3 separate regions of the Homo sapiens genome follow, and all the other regions are linked to region 2. A link is a contact called in ENCODE Hi-C or POLR2A ChIA-PET data. All regions are on one chromosome and are shown on one strand. Each heading gives the region's core, a stretch centred on a gene start or an enhancer-like site at or near the end of the contact. The rest is flanking DNA. Distances are from core to core; before and after follow the strand shown. Region 1 holds the start of NMRAL1 (NmrA like redox sensor 1). Region 2 holds the start of TRAP1 (TNF receptor associated protein 1). Region 3 holds the start of UBALD1 (UBA like domain containing 1).

Region 1 (4,079 bases), core at 250-2,749, 760 kb before region 2:
ACTCAGTGATGTAAGAAATAGGGTTGTCAACCGTGGCACCACCCACTTGGTCACTTGCCAATGCAATCTGCGAAACTGAGTCTCAACTCTGACACCTCGGTTACCAGTCTTGTATCTGATCTCCCTGTTGCATTATTCGCATTCTTCAAACAGCGGCCAGAATGACAGAATGATTTTTCTTTTTTTGAGACCGAGTTTTGCTCGTCGCCCAGGCTGGAGTGCAATGACGTGATCTCGGCTCACTGCAACCCCCTTCTCCCGGGTTCAAGCGATTCTCCTGCCTTAACCTCCCGAATAGCTGGGATTACAAGCGCCTGCCACCACGCCCGGCTAATTTTTGTATTTTTAGTAGAGACGGGGGTTTCACCATGTTGGCCAGGCTGGTCTCGAACTCCTGAGCTCAGGTGATCCACCCGCCTCGGCCTCCCAAATCACTGCAATTACAGGCCACCGCACCCAGCCCAGAGTCATTTTTTAGTTTTACTGAACACAAAGAAATTACTGAAATCGTGGGCCGGGTGTGGTGGCTCATGTCTGTAATCCCAGCACTTTGGGAGCCTGAGGCGGGAAGATCACTTGAGGTCAGCAGTTCGAGACCAGCCTGGCCAGCATGTTGAAACCCCGTCTCTACCAAAAATACAAAAAAATTTTAGCCGGGCATGGTGGCTCCTGCCTGTAATCCCAGCTACTCAGGAAACTGAGGCAGGAGAATCACTTGAACCCAAGAGGCGGAAGTTGCAGTGAGCCAAGATCGCACCACCACTGCACTCCAGCCTGGGCCACAGAGCAAGACTCCACCTTGAAAACAAAAAACAAAAACAAAAAAAAACTGAAATCAGTGCAAGTAGCAGCAACTTCAGAAGTGAGTTAGGGCTGGGCACGGTGGCTCCCACCTGTACTCCCAGCACTTTGGGAGGCTGAGGTGGGTGGATCACTTTAAGTCAGGAGTTCGAGACCTGCCTGGTCAACCTGGTGAAACCCCGTCTCTACTAAAAAATACAAAAATTAGCCGGGCTTGGTGGCACATGCTTGTAATCCCAGCTACTCGGGAGGCTGAGGCAGGAGAATCTCTTGAACCCGGGGGGCGGAGGTTGCAGTAAGCCGAGATCGCGCCACTGCACACCAGCCTGGGCGACGGACCAAGACACTGTCTCAAAAAAATAAAAATAATAAAATTTTAAAAGTGAGTTAGGCAAAGAAAATATCAAGCGGACAAGGCCTCAAGGGATAAGACTCATGGACATAGCTTTAATTATCTTTGCCTGACGCCCAATACCTGAAAATTAAGATGTTCATGCAAGATAAAGAGGTAATTTTTCTCCTCCTCCCAGTCATCACCCGTAGCATCCGGTTAAGAGGCTCTCCACCTCGCTCATTTTGGTCTAACTGGATTTACACAAACTCACTGTGCACGTGCCTGGGGCGGGCAAACCCGGAAACGACGCCGAGTCCCGCGGGATCCAGGAGGAGCCAACTGCGCCGGAGGAGGGGTTTCGGCCGACACGTCGGGATTGGCGGCTGCAGCCAGGGGTCCTCCGACGCTGGGCTTCCGTGAGCGGCGCTCTGCCAGGTGGGGCCGGAGCTGCGGGGAGGGAGTTGGCGCCTAGCGCGCAGCTCCATCCCCGCCTCTGCAGTGGACTCGGCCGCAGAATCGGGGTCCCGGGCTCCTGGAACTTGTCCCGCCCAGGCCGCGGCGAGGAGGTCACTCCAGCCGGTGGGACCCGGGCCGGGGGGCGGGTGACTGGAACCGGGGGAGGCGGGAAGGAGGAGGGGATCGGGCCCAAGGGACACGAGGTGGGTCGCGGGACCCCGATATCTCGGGACAGGCGTCTTGCCGCTCCGGGCCCAGCCGCCCCCTTCGACACATACTCGATGCATAGACAATGGGGGTGTCCTTTGTCGCTCCTGGCGGGAACCCCGGCCCCACCCCCAACTCCACGCCTCCCATTACCCCCAGATCTCTGGACCGGATTCGTCCCATTCTCGTCCTCATGGTGGACAAGAAACTGGTGGTGGTTTTCGGAGGCACAGGTGAGCCAAACCCCAGACTGGGGCCCTTGCAGAGCCAGGGCGCCTAGCCCTGAAGACCGCCCGTCCTGGGGTCTGCAGGGAGGGGTAAGGTCACTGGGACCCCCGACCCAGGTTGGGGCTGTGGTCGCAGGAACGAGGCCCAAATTGCTTTCCAATTTTTTTTTTTTTGGACGGAGTTTTGCTCTGTCACCCAGGCTGCAGTGCGATGGCACGATCTCGGCTCATTGCAACCTTTGCCTCCCGGGTTGAAGCGATTCTCCTGTCTCAGCCTCCCGAGTAGCTGGGATTACAAGGGCATGCCACCACGCCCGGCTAATTTTTGTATTTTTAGTAGAGACGGGGTTTCATCATATTGGTCAGGCTGGTCTCAAACTCCTGACCTCAGGTGATGACCCGCCTCGGCCTCCCAAAGTGCAGGTATTACAGGCATGAACCACCACGCCAGACCTGCTTTCCAAATTAAAAAAAAATGAGTTACTTAACTTATTTGAATAGGAGTACTTGAACATGATACCAAAATTAAATCTTCTTCCTAGCCTCCTCTTCCACCTCATCTATTGCTGTTACCAAGTTTCTTGAATATCCTGCCAGAGTAGATAACATGTTATCATTTTTTCAAATGATAGCATATTATTTCATTCCTATTTTTTCTTATTTATACATATTTAATATCTCTAACAGCTTTATTGAGATATAATTCACGTACTATACAATCTACCTGTTTAAAGTGTGCAACTCACTGGTTTCTAGTGTATTCATAGAATTGTACAACCATCACCACAATCAATTTTAGAAAATTTCCATCACTCCAAAAAGAAACTCTGGCCCAGGTGCAGTGGCTCAACCCTGTAATCCCAGCACTTTAGTTGGACCAAATGGGCAGATCGCTTGAGCTGAGGTGTTTGAGACCAGCCTGAACAACAGGGCAAAATCTCGTCTCTACAAAAAAATACAAAAATTAGTGGGGCGTGGTGTCATGCACCTATAGCTACCTAGGAGGTTGAGGTGGGAGGATCACCTGAGTCCAGCAGGTCAAGGCTGCAGTGACCTGATTGTGCCACTGCACTCCAGCCTGGGCAACAGAGTGAGACCTGATCTCAAAAAAAAAAAAAAAAAAAAGAACTCCATGAACCCGTGAACAGTTACTCCCCATTCTTACTCCTCCCAGCCAACCCCTAGAAAGCTCCAATCTACTTTTGGTTTCTATGGATTTGTCTATTCGGGACATTTCATATGAATAAAATCATAATATGTAGCCTTTTCTCTCTGGCTTCTTCAGTTAGCATGTTTTCAAGGTTTGTTCATGTTGTAGTGTGTGTCCGGGCTTTACTCTTTTTTTTTTTTTTTTTGAGACAGAGTCCCGCTCTGTTGCCCAGGCAGCAGTGCAGTGGCGTGATCTCTGCTCACTGCAACTTCTGCCACTCGGGTTCAAGCGATTCTCCTGTCTCACCCTCCTGAGTAGCAGGGACTACAGGCGTGAGCCACCATGCCTGGCTAATTTTTGTATTTTTAATAGAGATGGGGTTTTGCCATGTGGCCAGGCTGGTCTCAAACTCCTGACCTCAGGTGATCTGCCCACTTCAGCTTCCTAAAGTGCTGGGATTAGAGGCTTGAGCCACCGCGCCCGGCCAACTTTACTTTTTTATTTTTAAGACAGAGTTTCTCTCTTGTTGCCCAGGCTGGAGTGCAATGGTGTGATCTCTGCTCGCTGCAACCTCTGCCTCCCGGGTTCAAGCAATTCTCCTGCCTCAGCCTCCCAAGTAGCTGGGATTACAGGTGTGCACCACCACACCCAGCTAATTTTGTATTTTTTAGTAGAGACGGGGTTTCACCATGTTGGTCAGGCTGGTCTCGAACTCCTGACAGCTTTACTTATTTTTATGGCTGAGTAATATTCCACCGTATGGATAGACTATATTCTGTTTGTCCATTCGTCAGTGGATGGATACTTGATTTATTTCCACTTTTTGGCTATTATGAATAATGCTGCCATGGAACATTGGTGTACACTTTTTTCTGAGTCAGGGTCTTGCTCTGTTGCCCAGGCT
Region 2 (3,873 bases), core at 192-2,691:
ATCCACCCACCTCAGCCTCCCTTGTAGCTGGGATTACAGGCCTCCGCCACCACATCCGGTACAGGTATGTTTGGTACAGACAGGGTCTCACCATGTTGCCCACGCTGCTCTCCAACTCCTGACCTCAAGCAATTCGCCCACCTCGGCATCCCAAAGTGTTGGGATTACAGGTGTGAGTCACCGTGCTCGTGCCCACAACCCCTTATCTTCACCCAGACACTCTTTTTATTGATTCCAGGTCTGTATAACTCAACTCTTTTTTTTCTTTTTTTTGTTTTCTTTTTTTTTTTTTTTTGAGACGGAGTCACAGCTCTGTCGCCCAGGCTGCAGTGCAAGTGGCACGATCTCGGCTCACTGCAACCGCAGCCTCCCGGGTTCACGCTATTCTTCCGCCTCAGCCTCCCCAGGAGCTGGGACTACAGGCACGTGCCACCTTGCCCAGCTAATTTTTTGTATCTTAGTAGAGATGATGGGTTTTCACCATGTTGGCCAGGCTGGTCTCGGACTCCTGACCGCAGGCAGTCCGCCCACCTCAGCCTCCCAAAGTGCTAGGATTACAGGCGTGAGCCACCGCGCCCAACCAGAACTCAACTCTTTTAACCAATTGCCAATCAGAAAGTATCTGAATCCACCTATGACCTCTAAGTATTTCACCCTTTGAGTTGTCCTGCCTTTCCACACGGAACCAACCTATGTCTTACATGCATTGACTGATGTCTTATGTCTCTCTAAAATGTATAAAACCAAGCAAGCTGTAACCCAAGCACCTTGGGCCAAGTTCTCAGGACCTTTTGAGACTGTGCCTCCCTCCATGCACACTCATATTTGGCTCAGAATAACCTTCTAAATACTTTAGAGTTTGACTCTTCTCGACAAGGACAAGAGAAGTGGAATAAACGAATAACCGCAGTTTTCCTGGTGGTATTGGTCACTGGGTTCAGGTTTTGGAGTAGTAGCCAGTCAAGCCTGGAATCCCCTTCCTCATTCGCTTTAGCTTTTTGTCCAGTCTTGGTTTGCAAGAGACTTGCAGCGGCCTAGACGGATGGCCGGGATTCACAAAGGTCGCAGACACGGGAACTGCTTCTTCCCCAGCGTCGCCTCCACACCCTCGCGTGGATACTGACATCCGCCCCATTCCAGGAATGCGCACAGCTAGGCGCAGCCGGCCAGCGTGGGCCGGGGGCGGCGGGGCCACCTCCCCCACCTCCGCGCGCAAGGCCCGTCGCCCTTGACAACGCGATCCAAGGTCACGGAGGTCCCACCCCCAGGCCCGACCGTCCACGAGACGGGTAGTACCCCGCCACGCGCCCGAGCAGGCAGCTGCCCGGACAGCCCGGCGCCCGCCGTGACGTCACCGCCCCGCGCCCGAGGAAGCCCCGCCCCGCGCAGCCCCGTCCCGCCCCTTCCCATCGTGTACGGTCCCGCGTGGCTGCGCGCGGCGCTCTGGGAGTACGACATGGCGCGCGAGCTGCGGGCGCTGCTGCTGTGGGGCCGCCGCCTGCGGCCTTTGCTGCGGGCGCCGGCGCTGGCGGCCGTGCCGGGAGGTGAGGGCGTCCTGGCTGGACGGGCAGCGGGCGGGCCGGGCCACGGAGACGGCAGGGACGTCCCTGTGCTCCGGGGAGCGAGGCGCCGGCACCTGCTTCACAGGCGTGGGAGGTCCGGCGAGGCCAAGCGCGGCAGACGCGTTTACTTTCGCTCCGCTCCTCGCCAGCTCCAGCTTGGCTGCCTTTTCCTCGGCTGGACTCCCCTCGCCACCCGCCCATGGGAGCCCTGAAGGAGGCTGGGTCTTGGGGGGTCGCGGGGTCGGGCGGAGCGGCTGCGGGGTCGTCCCTCCTGGAGCTTCGGTCCAGTCAGGTAGCGCACGTGCAGGTGGAGCCGCTGCGGAGCGCGGAGTCTTTGCGGGTGCATGTTGCGGGGAATGGACTCACTCGGGGTGATCGTGCTAGTTCCATGGATCGTGCTTTACCCCTCCCCGCCTCCCAGTAGCGCACTGAGGGTTCATTTGTTAATTCGTTCATTGGACGCACATGTGAGCGCCCGCTCAGTGCCCGGCGCCGTGCAGGTTCTGGGGACGCCACAGTGAACAAAACCTATAGCAGTCATCCGGGTCCCCAGAGCAGGTGGACTCGATGTCGTTGACGCAGCTGTGTCCTCGGGGCCTGGAATTGATGGATGCGCCAATAAATGTTTGTAAAACAGAGAGAACGACCCTAACCTCTGCTTTCCCAGTCCCCACTCGGAGGTAACAACAGTGAAAGTTTCGGCATTGCTTCGGGGCTGTACACAGTGTTATACGTGTAAATATAAATGTCTGCGTATAAGTATTTTTTATTCTAAAAAGCCTAAACCATGTATGCATTGTGCTACGTTGTACTTCAGAAAATTTTAACGCTCCCAGCATTCTTTCCACATCTTTTCATGTCAGTGTATACAGGTCCATGTGCCTTCCAGTGACCACACAGTATTCTGTATGATGGACGTGTCATTTGTTTAAACATTGTCCTATTAGTGGACGCAATAAAGGTTATTTCAGGTTTTACTTTTTATTACAATGCTGCATAGAATGGGTGAGTACTTAAATATTTGTTCACGTGCGGTATTTCTTTAGCCTTACATAATTAGAATTTTAGAATTGATATTTCAGAGCCTATGCATTTTTGAAATGTTAGCAGATACTGCCAAATTGTCCAAAAAGGCCTTATCAATTTATATCCCCTTTAGCAGGCATCAAGACTGCCTATTCCAAAGGTATTTTCTTCAACGCTGAATCTTATGTCTTTTCAAAACCAGTGGTCTATAAAAGATACCTTGTGGCCGGGCGCGGTGGCTCACGCCTGTAATCCTAGCACTTTGGGAGCCTGAGGTGGGCAGATCAGGAGTTCAAGACCAGCCTGGCCAACATGGTGAAACCCTGTCTCTACTAAAAATACAAAAATTAGCTGGGTGTGGTGGCGCGCGCCTGTAATCCCAGCTTCTTGGGAGGCTGAGGCAGGAGAATCGCTTGAACCCAGGAGGCAGAGATTGCAGTGAGCTGAGATTGCACCACTGCACTCCAGCCTGGGCGACAGAGTGAGACTTCATCTCAACAACAAAAATAATAATAATTTTCCCTCAGAAAGTGATGCTGTTGCTCTCTTCTAGCACCAGTGTCTGATCAATTATTTATTTATTTTTTTGTCTTTATGAGGTGGGGTTTCACTATGTTGGCCAGGCTGGTCTCCAGTGCCTGACCTCAAGTGATCTGCCTGCCTTGCCCTCCAAAATGCTGGGATTGCAGGCGTGTGTCACCGTGCCTGGCCAACTGTTCTGTTAATTTGGTTCTCGTTTCTTTTGTAGCTGACTCGGGTTTTTTCCCCCTTGGAGGTTAAGATTTTTTCTCTTTGTCGTTTGTGGTCTCGCGTCCACAGGTGTTTGTGATTCATGCTTTGTATCATGCACTGTCCCTTCCATTTGGAAAATATGTCAGTTTTCAGCCCAGGGACATTTTAATTCTGTTTCTTTATCTCTTTTTCTTTTTCTTTTTTTTTGAGATGGAGTCTTGCTCTGTCACCCAGGCTGGAGTGCAGTGGCGCGATCTTGGCTCACTGCAAGCTCCGCCTCCCGGGTTCAGGCCATTCTCCTGCCTCAGCCTCCCGAGTAGCTGGGACTTTAGGCGCCCACCACCATGCCTGGCTAATTTTTTGTATTTTTAGTAGAGACGGGGTTTCACCCTGTTAGCCAGGATGGTCTCGATCTCCTGACCTCGTGATCCGCCCACTTCGGCCTCCCAAAGTGCTGGGATTACAAGCGTGAGCCGCTGTGCCCAGCCCTTTATCTCTTTTTCTTAAAAATTGTCTCTCTCCTCTCGTCCTCCATCTTCTGGTGCGGTGGTTC
Region 3 (3,702 bases), core at 1,054-3,553, 900 kb before region 2:
GCAGGGCAGTGGCGCGATCGCGGCTCACTGCAACCTCCGCCTCCTGGGTTCAAGCGATTCTCCTGCCTCAGCTTCTGGAGTAGCTGGGATTACAGGCGACTGCCACCACGCCCGGCTAGTGTTTGTATTTTTAGTAGAGAACGGGTTTCGCCGTTTTGGTCAGGCTGGTCTCGAATTCCTGACCTCAGGTGATCCGCCAGCCTCGGCCTCCCAAAGTGCTGGGATTACAGGCGTGAGCCACTGCGCCCGACCCGAACTCAGCTAATTTTCTTAAAATGTAAATCTCTGTAGAGGCGTGTTCTCAAAGTCCTGGGCCTAGGCAATCCTCCCTCCTCGGACCCCGAGTAGGTGGGATTACAGGCCACCGCGCCAGCCCGGGAGGGCATTTTCCATCTTGCAAGGCTATACTCGTCCTCCGGGTTTCCGAAATTCGCTCCCAACCCCAGCCGTTCTCACAGCCCCCACCCGGCTATTGCTCTTCTGTCGCCCCACGCTAGGTCAGGGCCAGGAAAAGAGGAAAGACTCAACAAATAGTGTCTCAACGAAGGAGGCTGGGGCCAGGGGGCGCAAGGAGCCGGACCAAGGTCACCTAGAGCTGCTATGATCGCGCCTTACCGCCCCCGGGCGCTCGAAGCGGGCTAAAGCCTCACTAGCTGTCAGCAACGTCAACCGGAAGCGCCATGTGCCGGTCTGTAAACACCGCCCGGTCGCCCCGCCCCCGGCTCCGCCCCCGGCCTCCCCGGCCCAGCGCCCGCCCCCGCCGCCTCTTCATTGGGCGACCAGCTTTGTTTACCTTATATGGCCAGGTCCTAACACCCCGAGGCTGTCCATTGGTCGAGGCACGACCTCACTCAGCTGACGTCACCGGGACCAAACGATGCAAATAAACCGAGGCATTCTGGGAAAGGGAGTTTGGGGCCGCTCCGGAACTGGCTCTGCCGGGCCTTGGCGCCCGCCCGCTAAGGGCCGAGATTTCCGGCAAAGAGCACGAGATTTTGCGTGGGAAAGCGGGAGAACTGCTGGGAGGGGGACCCCGAAGCACCAGAGGCTGCTGGCCCCGCCAGCCTGTCCCAGGCGCCGTCCAGAGGGTCATGGGGCTACAGTGGGGCAGGCCCAGAGCCAGGCTAGGAAGGACCCATGCCACGAGTGGGCGATGAGAGATTGAGTGAGGAGAGCTAGGAGGCTAGCTATAGGCGGTGACGTGCGGCGGAGCTTTTAAGTGGCTCATTCATTCATTCACTGAACGAGTATTTGTCGGCGCCTACAGTGTGCCGGGCCTTTCAGCCTAGACCAGCCGATTTGGGCCAAAATTCCTAGAGACCCCTCTCTTAAGGGCGTGCCTACTATTTAACACAGAGCGATGCCAATCACAGAGGGGTTCAGGGTCCCTAGGTCTTAGCAAAGACGCCTGTGGCCCGGCGTTTGCGCCCATGCACAGATCTGTATGCCCCACCTTGGGACCCCAATTCGTGCCAGAGCAGGGGCACGGGTGCCACCGAGAGCAATGAGGGCGACATGGACGTGCCTGGCTCTGGTCACGGTCTGGACAGCTGCGCACAGTAGGCACTTAGCGTTCAGTCACAGTCCCCGGGGCATGGCAAAGACGTCTGTGGCCTGGCGTTTGCGCCCATGCACAGATCTGTGGCCCCGGCCTCTGGGCTCCTAATTCCCGCCAGAGCAGGGGCGTGGGTGCCACCGAGAGCAACGAGGGCGACGTGGACGTGACTGGCTCTGGTCCCAGCTCAGGCGCCTGCACACATTAGGCACTCAGTTTTCAGACACCGTTCCTGGGCCTTGGCAAAAACGCCTATGCACGAACCTGAGGCCCCCGCCTGCGGACCTCCATCCGTGCCAGAGCAGGGGCCGGGTGCCACCCAGAGCAACGAGGGCGACGTGGACTCCCCCAACCCTGGTCACGGCCCGGGCATCCACACACAGTAGGCGCTCACAGTTCAGACACGGTCCCCAGGCCTTGGCCAAGATCCTGTGGTCAGGCATTTGCGCCCATGCACAGACGTGGCCCCCGCCAGCGGACCCCCATCCGTGCCAGAGCAGGGGCACGGGTGCCACCGAGAGCAACGAGGACGACGTGGACGCGCCCGGCTCGGGTTACGGCCCGGACATCCGCACAGCGGGCGCTCGGTGCTCAGACACGCCCCTTCCCGGGCTTCGCGTCCCCTAGGGTGCCGGCCCCGCTCCCCCGGGGCGCCCGGCGCACCGTGGGGACTACATATCCCAGCATGCCGCGGCGCCGGCGGAGCGAGGCGAGGCGCGGTGAGTCAGAGCCGCACAGTAAATATTTGTATTAGCCGGAGCCGGCTCGCTAATGGTGGACGCGTGAGGCGGAGGCGCGGGCGGAGGAGGGAGGCCGGAGCGGGCAGCGCGGCGGCGCCATGTCCGTGAACATGGACGAGCTCAAGCACCAGGTCATGATCAACCAGTTCGTGCTGACGGCGGGCTGCGCGGCCGACCAGGCGAAGCAACTGCTGCAGGCGGCCCACTGGCAGTTCGAGGTGCGCGGCGCCGGAGCCGGGCGAGGGCCGGGGCCACGGGCGGAGTGTGTCCCGCGTGGCCGCCGGGCGGGGGCGGACGGCGTGGACGCGTGCCGGCTGTGCGCCCCCTCCGGGCCGCAGACCCGACCCGCTTTCCCGACGGCGGTGCCCGGCGTCCGGATCCCAAGGGCTCGCGGCGGGCGGAGGTGGGAACCGGGCCACCGGTCGGGGATACGCCGCCCCCGCGGGGCCGCGAGTCCCCCGGGATCGAGACGGGGACCCCCCCCACCCCTTTTGTCCGGGTAACGGCCGAGGGCCGGGCGGCCCCGCGGTGCAGACGGACAGTCGGGCGGGCGGCCGGAAGGAGGACGCCCCAGGCCTCGGCAGAGCTGGGCCGGAGGGCGGAGCCGCTCCGGGCGAGTGGTCCGAGGGTCCGCGTGCCTGGTGGGCGGTCGGCGGCGTGCGCACACGTCCATGTGCATTTGTGTTTACGCACGCACCGCGCCACGGCGTCGGCCGGGCACCGGGGAGGTGGCGGACCTGCGGGCACGTTGGCGCGCGTGTGAACGCGCAGCCCCCTGGTGCGTTTGGTGTGTGATCAACGCGTACACATGTGGCGGGTGTGCAGATGCCGCCCGTGCCCGGCACGGTGTGATGTGTGTACACGGCCTGGAGTGTAGGGGTGGCGTGTCGGAGCCCCACACTACACCACAGGGATGAGCGTGTATCCCCTTCAGAGGTGTGCCTGGGGACTCCGTGTGCGCGACTAGGTGCTCTCCTGGGGCTGGCAGGGGCATCTGTCCCTTTACCGGTGCAATGGGGAGGGTGCACACGGTTCACCAGCTTTCGGGCTAGCTGGGTAGGAGGTGATGCTGCCCCGGTCTGGCACCCACTCCCCCGGGCCTCTCCTAACCCATAGGACAGTAGTGCTCCTGGCTTGTGCTGCCCAGAGGCTACCTGGCTTTCCCTAATTCACCGACCCCAGGATTAACCCCATGGTGGTTGGTATCAGGGGATGAGGCCAGAGCCCTTTGAGCTGTGCCCCTCACAGGGGTAGGGTCATGGCCTCAGCCATCCCGGTACCATCTGTGCCCAGCCGGGGACTGGGAACCTGGTTTCTCCATGAGGAGCCATCCCAGGGCCTGCAGGAGGGACTAGAAGCCAGAGGACTCTGAGGCTCCGCTTCCTGGGGACTGCAGGGGGATCAGAA

The links. A loop is a pair of places that touch in the nucleus more often than their neighbours do. ChIA-PET counts read pairs that join two places held with the same protein, here RNA polymerase II (POLR2A). Pooled maps may share reads with other maps.
Region 1: a loop to region 2 is called in a map with no recorded cell type, with 22 times the contacts of the local background. The contact joins the promoter of NMRAL1 here to the promoter of TRAP1 in region 2. A Hi-C loop is called at or near these places in 2 of 37 single-sample maps with no recorded cell type and 8 of 50 pooled maps. POLR2A ChIA-PET finds 5 or more read pairs at or near these places in 1 of 52 experiments (activated naive CD4-positive, alpha-beta T cell).
Region 3: a loop to region 2 is called in a map of B cell, with 14 times the contacts of the local background. The contact joins the promoter of UBALD1 here to the promoter of TRAP1 in region 2. A Hi-C loop is called at or near these places in 1 of 168 maps with a recorded cell type or tissue (B cell), 2 of 37 single-sample maps with no recorded cell type and 8 of 50 pooled maps. POLR2A ChIA-PET finds 5 or more read pairs at or near these places in 1 of 52 experiments (CD8-positive, alpha-beta T cell).

The regions. Positions count from the first base shown.
Region 1 is chr16:4,472,045-4,476,123 of GRCh38, reverse strand. NMRAL1 (NmrA like redox sensor 1) reads left to right here and starts at 1,499. Exons shown (of 6, transcript NM_020677.6): 1 at 1,499-1,570; 2 at 1,958-2,031. The coding sequence starts at 1,992. It also overlaps a transcript of HMOX2 not described here.
Region 2 is chr16:3,715,092-3,718,964 of GRCh38, reverse strand. It overlaps TRAP1 (TNF receptor associated protein 1), which reads left to right and starts at 1,441. Exons shown (of 18, transcript NM_016292.3): 1 at 1,441-1,544. The coding sequence starts at 1,457. RefSeq lists silencers at 1,091-1,700, 1,721-1,840.
Region 3 is chr16:4,613,489-4,617,190 of GRCh38, reverse strand. It overlaps UBALD1 (UBA like domain containing 1), which reads left to right and starts at 2,303. Exons shown (of 3, transcript NM_145253.3): 1 at 2,303-2,513. The coding sequence starts at 2,394. RefSeq lists silencers at 570-799, 2,043-2,282, 2,623-2,722, 2,763-2,872, 2,953-3,122 and enhancers at 850-1,109, 947-1,518, 1,519-2,091.